Linked DNA regions of Homo sapiens: region 1 is linked to region 2. A link is a loop called in an ENCODE intact Hi-C map of the cell type or tissue named here. Cell type or tissue: MCF 10A. All regions are shown on one strand.

Region 1 (4,000 bases), 200 kb after region 2:
AGTGGGGAGCCCAGATGTTGGAGCAGGCAGCCAGGATGATGGAGTGGGGAGCGAGGATGATGGAGCAGGGGAGCCGGGATGAGGGAGCAGGCAGCTGGGATGACGGAGCAGGGAGTGGGATGATGGAGCAGGGAGCGGGATGATGGAGCGGGGAGCCAAGATGATGGAGCAGGGAGCTGGGATGTTGGAGCAGACAGTTGGGATGATGGAGCAGGGGGCTGGGATGATGGAGCTGGGGGGCCCAATGATGGAACAAGAAGCCAGACTGATAGAACAGAGGAAATGATCTGAGAAACAACTTTGAAAGGTCACCTGCAGCCCCCTGATGCTTGCATTATGTTAAAATGTTTGAAAATTTAGAATCCTCATTTTAAGGCATTGATCTTTCCTTCAGAAAGCTGTCCTTGCTGTTAAACGGTGTCCGGAGAGTAAGGAGATGGTCAGCACTGAGCATTTAGTTTCTTCAGAGGAATGACAGTGGGGGTTACTCTGTTTTTACTTGGAGTATCTGGATTGTTCAGGACCAAGTAAAACTCTGTAAGAAAGGGTTGGAAATCCTGGTGGGCCTCTGTTAGCCCTTCCAATAGAAGGGGGCCGGAGGGGGCCCACTGTCTGTGTCCTTGGACCTGCATGCAAGCTGAAGGAAATGGTGCCTGCTGCACATGGAGGAGCTGGAGCCGTGGACAGGCCTGAGCTCATCTCCATCAGCACCCGGATGTTGGCGTACATGCCTGTGAAGGTGAGGGTCTGCACTTCCAGCAGCCCTCCCCCTTTGTATGTCACTTTGGACACCCGAGATTTCCCTGATTTGCCTGGAGCCTCTGTGTAATTTTTAATTTGATCCCCTGCGTCCCAGTGGACTGTGAGTGTCTTGAGGCCAGCACAGGCTTGGCCCCTCCCACAGCAGGGAGACAGTGGGGAGCCAGGCTAACATGGGCCCAGGGATGTATATTCTGGAAGGAGGGCAGGCTGGGGGACGGTCACGCCAATATCAGAGTGTGAAGTGGGGCTCCATGAGAGGTGAGTCCTCATCAGGAAGGGCCGAGGAGGGGACCTGTGGGCGAGGCCTGTTGACCAGAATGATCCAGTGTGGCAGAAGGCTGTCTGGGCTTGGAGAAGATCCTGTGCAGAGATCCTGGGGCCAGAATGAACTTGGCATGTCTGGGCAACCAAAGGAGGAGGGCAAGCTGGTGAATGGGACGTGAGGTCAGAGAGACAGCCGGGGGATGGTGAGCATTTAGGATCTGATTTTGTCTGCCCTGGCACTTCCTGTGTCTGGCTCAGCACCGAGACGTTGCTAGGTGAGGGAGATGAGGCTGAGACTGGTGGGCTCGGGGGAGAATGGCTGAGAGCCAGGGTTGTGGAGGGTCTGCCACATGGGGGACCATGCCTCACAGGTTCAAGGCATCCCTGGCCCCTGGCTCCCTCCTACTCTCCTTCAGCTGTTTGCCTGCTGGGTGACTCAGCTATGGGCTACCAAGTCATTTTGCCCTTTTCTGCTGGGATCTGCGTGCTGAGTCTCTGACTGGTAACATGCTGTGGTTTGGCAGCATGCTTGGGAGTTGACATCATTTCTGGGTGCAAGTCTGGCTTTTTCTCCCTGGTGCAGGGTGAACATGGGATTAGGGGAGACAAGAATGTCTGCTTTTTCGTCCAGACATGCTGCCTTGCTCTTGCAGCTGAACAGACCCCAGCTGTATTTGTAAGTTAAGCCCTTAAATCCTGTGCCCTAAAGGTGGAGGTGCCATTTCATCTCCGAGAAGTGGAGAAAGATTGTGCAGTGATGCTGAGGTACAGGAGAGAGCTGATGAGGAATAGAATGATCAGTTGTTTGTAAGCAATCTCCTCTCTTCTGGCTCTCTTTAGCAAAAGTTTTTATTATTAACTCTCCTTTCACCACTGCGGATGGCAGACATACCTGACGGCAAAACTGAAGCATACCCTGACAGTGACCCTGTGGGGCAGACACACCTGAATGTGTGTTTGGAGTTTTGAGCTAAGGAATCCGGGAGTGGCCAACCTGGAGATTCATTCCTTGTTTATGAGGAACATCTGAGCCCCTATCCTGTCCCGTGGAACACTGGGCATACAGATGAGCGAGGCCCTTTGTTTTGGGTTAAATGAAGGTTGCCCCGTGGAGGCTGTTAGAGGATGCTAGGTGGAAACTCTATTTATAAACCACAGGCTTCAAGCAGTTGCAGTTTTCCTGCCCAGTCCACTGCCACTGGGCCATCCCTGTGTACAGGTTTCCCACTCGTAAGCCCCTGTGTCTCATTTGCTGGCTCTGGGTCTCCTTCAGCTTCTTGGACCTGGTGCCGTCCCTGTAGGAGTTCATTAGGGGTCTGGCATGATCCAGTTCATCACTGGAAAATGGTTCTGAATGTAGGCGGTAATGTTTGTGATTGTCTAGGTTGAAGTCCGGGGCAGTCTACCTGTTTAGGCAAGATGCAGGATTAGGCATCTGAGGTTCTCTTATTCATTGCATTTTGGATCTTCTGGAGCTCCTCCTGGCTGGTTATTTTAATGCTCTATACCTTAGCCAACCACTTACAGAACTGTTTTGATAGGCCACTGACTTCTGGTGTAGACGTTGGGGGTGAAGGATGTTTGACAGATGGGACGGAGATGGATTTATGTTTGTGAAATGTTGGGGAAACCCGAGGCAATACCTGGAGCCCAGAAGAGTGGGCTCACCGTATGTCCACAGCTCTATCAGTGCCCCTAAGGTGATTGGAAACTGCTTGCTGACCTGCCTGGTTAAGGAACGAACTCGGGTTCCACCAGAAACGTGCTGAGAGATTTCCGTCCACCTTCATGGAATTCACAGAACAAATGACAAGATTTTAATCCAGGTCTTGGTATTCCTAGGGTGCCAGAGGTGAAACTGAGAAAATTTTGCTCTCAATTATTTGGCGAGTTTGTAGGTAGAGAATAATACGAGCTCCTGGAGGGCTGGAATCTGGAGGCATTTCAGCAAGGGTTTAGAAAGGGTGGGTGATGGTGACTAGGGATACAGCACGTTGCTCAGCTCTGGGCTGAGAGGTGGTTAGTTCAGCCTGACGACCCAGCAGAGCACCTCCTGGTCATTCTGCCGGCCCTTTATCTGGTGAGGTAGGGCAAGGAGGGAGTTGGAGTGAGGAAAAATGCCTAAGTCAAGGGAATAGAGGGAGGGCAAGATAAGAGATGGCCCTTGTGCGAGAACTGTCTGCATTGCTCACTCTTTGGAGATTGATGCTTTCTCCATTTTACAGTTTTTAGGGGGATGTTCTTACTGGCAAAGGAGGAAAACAGCTGTAAAGTGAGCAGTTTTTTTTTCCCCCGTGTGTTAAGGGAATTTATTTTCCTTTTCATTCTTTGTTCCTCCTTGGCTCACCCCTGCTCAGGACATAACTTTTGCAGAAATGAGGATTTTGCTGCAGCCTGAATCTCCTGGGTTGGATCTCTTAGAGCAATTAATAACTTGTTATTCATGTGTTCGGGGCACAGCCCTTTGTACTCAGTGGTGCGTCCGTCATGCTGTTTGTGCTATTGGGGACCACTAAGAGTGCTCTAGAAAGTTGGTGTGGGCAGTGCTGAGCTTTGGAGTCATGGAGTGGCTCAGGTGTCAGCCCTGCCACTTACCTGTGTGCCCTTAGACAAGTACCTTTCTATGTCTCTGTTACTCCTCTACGAGATGGAGTTTATCACAGGGTTTACTGCATGAAGCTGTCACAAGGGTTCAACAAGATGTTGCCTGGTGAGCACTTAACCCACACCAGGCACGTAGGGAGAAAGAGCTCAGTAGAGTGTGTGTGGGAGGGGTCTTCTTCCATCCCAGGGAGGGAGGTATTTCACCTGGGAAGGTCCTGGCTGGGAGCTGTCTTCTACCCCTTCTTTATGCAGCGGGCTCTAAGCCAGCATCTGGCACCGCCCTTTCCAAACCAGTGCACACTCTCCCCATAGGGAAGGGGCCTGGCCTGCTGGGGCATGCTTAGTTTCTGTATTTTAAGAGCTCCCTCAT
Region 2 (4,000 bases):
AACATAAATGAATTTCATGTTTGGACTTCAGTCCCATCCCCAAGATATCTCATTATATATACGCAAATATTCCAAAATCTGAAAAAATCCAAAACACTTGTGGACCCAAGCATGTCGGATAAGGGATATTCCACCTGTAATACTGCTGGTGTCCTGGCTTGGGAGGATTTCTGGAGGTGGTGCACAGGAAGCATTTAGCAGAGGGTCTCATGCATGAGGAATGGGAGTTATTCTTCTTATGGAATCTGCTCTCTGGCTCTCGGGCCTCCCTGGAGCAGAGGCTGCCCAGTCTCTGTCTGCAGCCCCATCTTCCACTTCAGTGTGCTCCAGCTTCAGTGTGCTCCAGCGGACTCTGGGGCCCAGAGCTGCATCTCTTTGCCTGAAGCCTTTCTCTGTAGCCACAGAAGGTCATTCTGCCCTCAGGCAAGGCAGTCCAGGAGGAGAATTAATGAGAGAAGCAATCTTTGAATCCTGCACGGAAACACTGAAGCTTCTCCCACCCACAAGGTATGTGTGTTCTGCTGGCTTCCAGCTCCCTGTGGCATTAGGCTCCTGTTACCCACAGCCATGGCTGCTGTGATAACACACCCTGTACCGGCCACATCCCCTTTCCTGTCTCATTTCACTACTCCCCTAATGATGTTTTCCTTTACCTCCCAAGGAAGCAACATGTGCTTGTGTCCTTTCCCAGGGATTGCTTCTGGGGGTAACTCAAACTAAGGCATTGCCCACTACCCGCCACGTTCTCCCGATTTCTTCAGCATCTCAGGCTCCTCACTCAAGCTGACTTCAGATCTCATGTCTCCCTCCTCCTGCCCTTTTGGTGGTGGCCGCTGTGTGCCATGGCCAGATATCCAGTGGAGGCCCCTCATCACAGCTGTGGCAGATGTGAACTGCGTGTCCCTGCCTTAGGTGCAGCCTGCGTGGGGTTCCCCACCACGGTCTAAAGCCTCTGAGGTGCTCCCTGCATTCCTGCAGGTAGGCTGAGTTTCTTGAAGAAATGGGGAATGTGCTTCTTTCCCCCAGCTCCGTCATCTGGATTCTAAAGCAGCCCACTTGGACCCAGCCCAGACCAACCCTACAGTCTCCTGTGGTGCTAGCTGGCTCAATAATGTATCTTTATTTGCCCCATCCACCTCCCAAATAAATCACTGTGCTCAAATCTTTGCCTTGGGATCTGCTTTGGGGGCCCCCCAAACTAAGACAGCTAGAGTTTGAAGGGGTCTTGGTAGCAGAGTTTTGTGGGATTCTGCTCTTGGATCCTTTGCTGCTCAGAGGGCAACAAGGCCCCGGTTTTCGGTGGTAAGTGGGTGGTGATGACCCCTTGGCATGCATCGTGACTGTTAAGAATGTCTTCACTTGGTGAATAAGCTACTGCAGCTCCACCCAGTAAGCAGCCGGAATGCCAGGGTGGATGCGGGTCTTTGGTACACTGCTCTCTGATGCTGCGGCTAGGAATTCCCACCTACCACATTTCTGCCCTGCCAGTGGCTCCCAGTTAGGCTCTGGGGCGGGGGGCAACGGGAAGCTGGAGGAAAACTGGAGGCTAGAGAAGAAAGAAGGGACATGCTCCTTCTCATCTCCTCCCTTCCTCTGGTGTCAGGCTCATCCCAGCAATGATGCATCACCTTTGCACTCACAACACTTGGTTCCAATAGCAACAATTGGTTCCAGTTAATGGCTTTGCCCAAACCAGCTTCATGGCACCCCTCAGGGATACAAGCACCAGTTAGCTGGTGCCCTCTACTTAGACAAAACTCTTTCCTGTGTGCCCCCCAGTACTGGGATGAGAGCTGCATCCTGCCGTTACCATCTCTGTGATACCTCAGTGAGGGTGGCCAGCAGTCCTGCTCTGCCTGAGACTAAAGTTTTTCCCAGAGCACAGTGCTTTAAGTGCTAAAACTAGAACAGTCCTGGGCAAACTGGGATGGTTGTTCACCCTATCTCAATGTGCCCATTTAGACCTGTCTGGTTCCTCAATTCTTGGTATTAAATTCTCTCTGTAAAAATAACTAATGTGGTTTAAAACTCCTGGCTGGGCTGGAGCCTGGTTGATACAGGAAGAAGTGCAGGTGCTAGAGGACGCACCAGCTTGTGCAATAATATCACTAGCATTTGAGAGCTATGGTGGTGACAGCACATACAAGTGCGGTGGAGATGATTGTTAGGTGCATCAATGCCCTGAAGGGAGAAAATAGGCCAGGCTGAGTCAGCTAACAACCAAAGTAAGCACAGAATTAGAAGCCAGAAAATCTCTATGACAGCATGTAACAGCTAGAGCCAGTCCTAATGCACTGCCAAGATAGTGCCTTACAGCTTGCAAACAATAATGACCTCCTGTTAATGCCAAAACTGCCTTGGCAGCAAAAAGGGTAGAATGTCTAGCAAGGTAGGCATACAAAAATAGATTTATTATGTAAGACCAGAGAATCTACCAATTAACAAGGCTCTGTAACTGGATGGCACATCCTGCTGAAAATTAAGCTTATGATCTGATAAAAGAATAGCAAAGTCTGAATTTGTGGCTCCAGCAAATGTTCTGTGTCAAAGTCAAGGGGCTGATAAGGAGGAAGAGACCTGAGGACCTGAAATGAGGACTTTCAGGTAGATGTGCTTGAGAACCTTCAATCCTCAGATTCCCTGGAACTCTCTCGGCTTGCAGAAGTGGCCCACTTCCCTTGTAGAGAGAAAAAGCCTTCCCTTACCCCAAGACCATACAAAGCCCTCACTTGAGGCAGAGGCTTTCTGAGATGATGAGTACCCTTCTCAAGATTTCCTCCACCAGCCCTCACAGCTTCTAGACCAGGGGTCAGCAGACTTATTTTGTAAAGAGACAGCAAAAAATTTAGGCTTTGTGGTCTGTACAGTGTTTGCCATAATGATTCAACTCTTCCATTGTATCACAAAGGCAGCATAGACAATATGTAAATGAATGGGTATTTCAATAAAACTTTATTTACAAAAAACACACAATATTTGACACATGGGCCATAGTTTGCCAATCCCTGTTTAGGCCAATAATTGGTACATGCCTTGGAATGCCCGATGAGAGAATTACTGTCATCGTTTCAGAAAGGGATGTAACATCTAGCTAATGTGTACCAACATGACCCAGGAAGACATGTTTGGGGCTGAATTTTGAGAATGCTGGACTGAAGGAGAGTTTATGGATATGTGGGCTGTCTCCTGTGGCTCAGGATGTAGTGTCCTGGCAAGAACACCTAAGCCAGTCCTGATGCACTGCCAAGATAGTGCCTTACAGCTTGGAAACAATAATGACCTCTTGTTAATGCCAGAACTTTGCAGCAGAAAGGGTAGAGTGTCTAGCGAGGTAGGCATACAAAAATAGATTTACTATGTAAGACCAGAGAATCTGCCAATTAGCCAGCTCTGGGAGAGCCCAGAGGGTTTGCTCTCCATTAGCAATATAAGGAATACGTCAGTGAGGTGGCCATCAACATTGTTGAGAAACTTCCGGTGATTGACCTTTCTAGGCTGCTATGGGTCTGGGCTCCCTCTTAGTGTCATTGGGTATGATGGGATTCAAGAAGGGCACAGCACAGTTGGCAGCACTTACCCATCAAAGGCAAAGTAGACAAATGATTGTAACAGCAGCAAAGTTAGAAGGACAATCTGGGTTCTTATCTGCAGGAATCAGGGAGTAGTAACTAATAGACTGTGGTGTTCCTAGCAGTGAGACTGGAACATATTGTTTGAACTATGTAACTAAAGATCAAAAGCTGATGAGCAGAAGGCTGATGTCAGCTGCTGCAATGAAAAATCTTGATCCCTTGCCCAGTTTCCAGACCTGAGCCACTTATCAGACCCAGAGCCTGTATTGAAAGAGAGGCTGGGTACCCCTGAGAAATGACCTTGTATTGCCACATTAAGCATACACAGTAGTGATACCCCCTATCTATTACCAAAAAGATCTATGGACATTTCTTCTGAGGACTCAGATCTTTGAAGAGCTGTGGACACAAGATCTGAGCTAAAGCTG

What was found. Peaks named below come from ENCODE experiments on the same cell type or tissue, not always from the same donor. Only the 100,000 strongest peaks of a DNase experiment are listed, where the experiment ranks them.
Region 1: it touches region 2 in a loop (8-fold over the local background); 2 of 110 quality-filtered maps call a loop at or near these places.

What each region holds. Positions count from the first base shown.
Region 1 is chr1:230,083,271-230,087,270 of GRCh38, forward strand. All of the region lies in intron 1 of GALNT2 (polypeptide N-acetylgalactosaminyltransferase 2), which reads left to right. Among named protein-coding and RNA genes, the nearest start is that of GALNT2, 18 kb to the left of the region's middle. RefSeq lists an enhancer at 993-1,534. In MCF 10A, no CTCF peak of the experiment used is centred here; DNase peaks (open chromatin) are centred at 1,171, 1,511 and 3,941.
Region 2 is chr1:229,885,406-229,889,405 of GRCh38, forward strand. It overlaps LINC01682 (long intergenic non-protein coding RNA 1682), which reads right to left and starts at 413. Exons shown (of 2, transcript NR_146476.1): 1 at 135-413. In MCF 10A, no CTCF peak of the experiment used is centred here; a DNase peak (open chromatin) is centred at 2,186.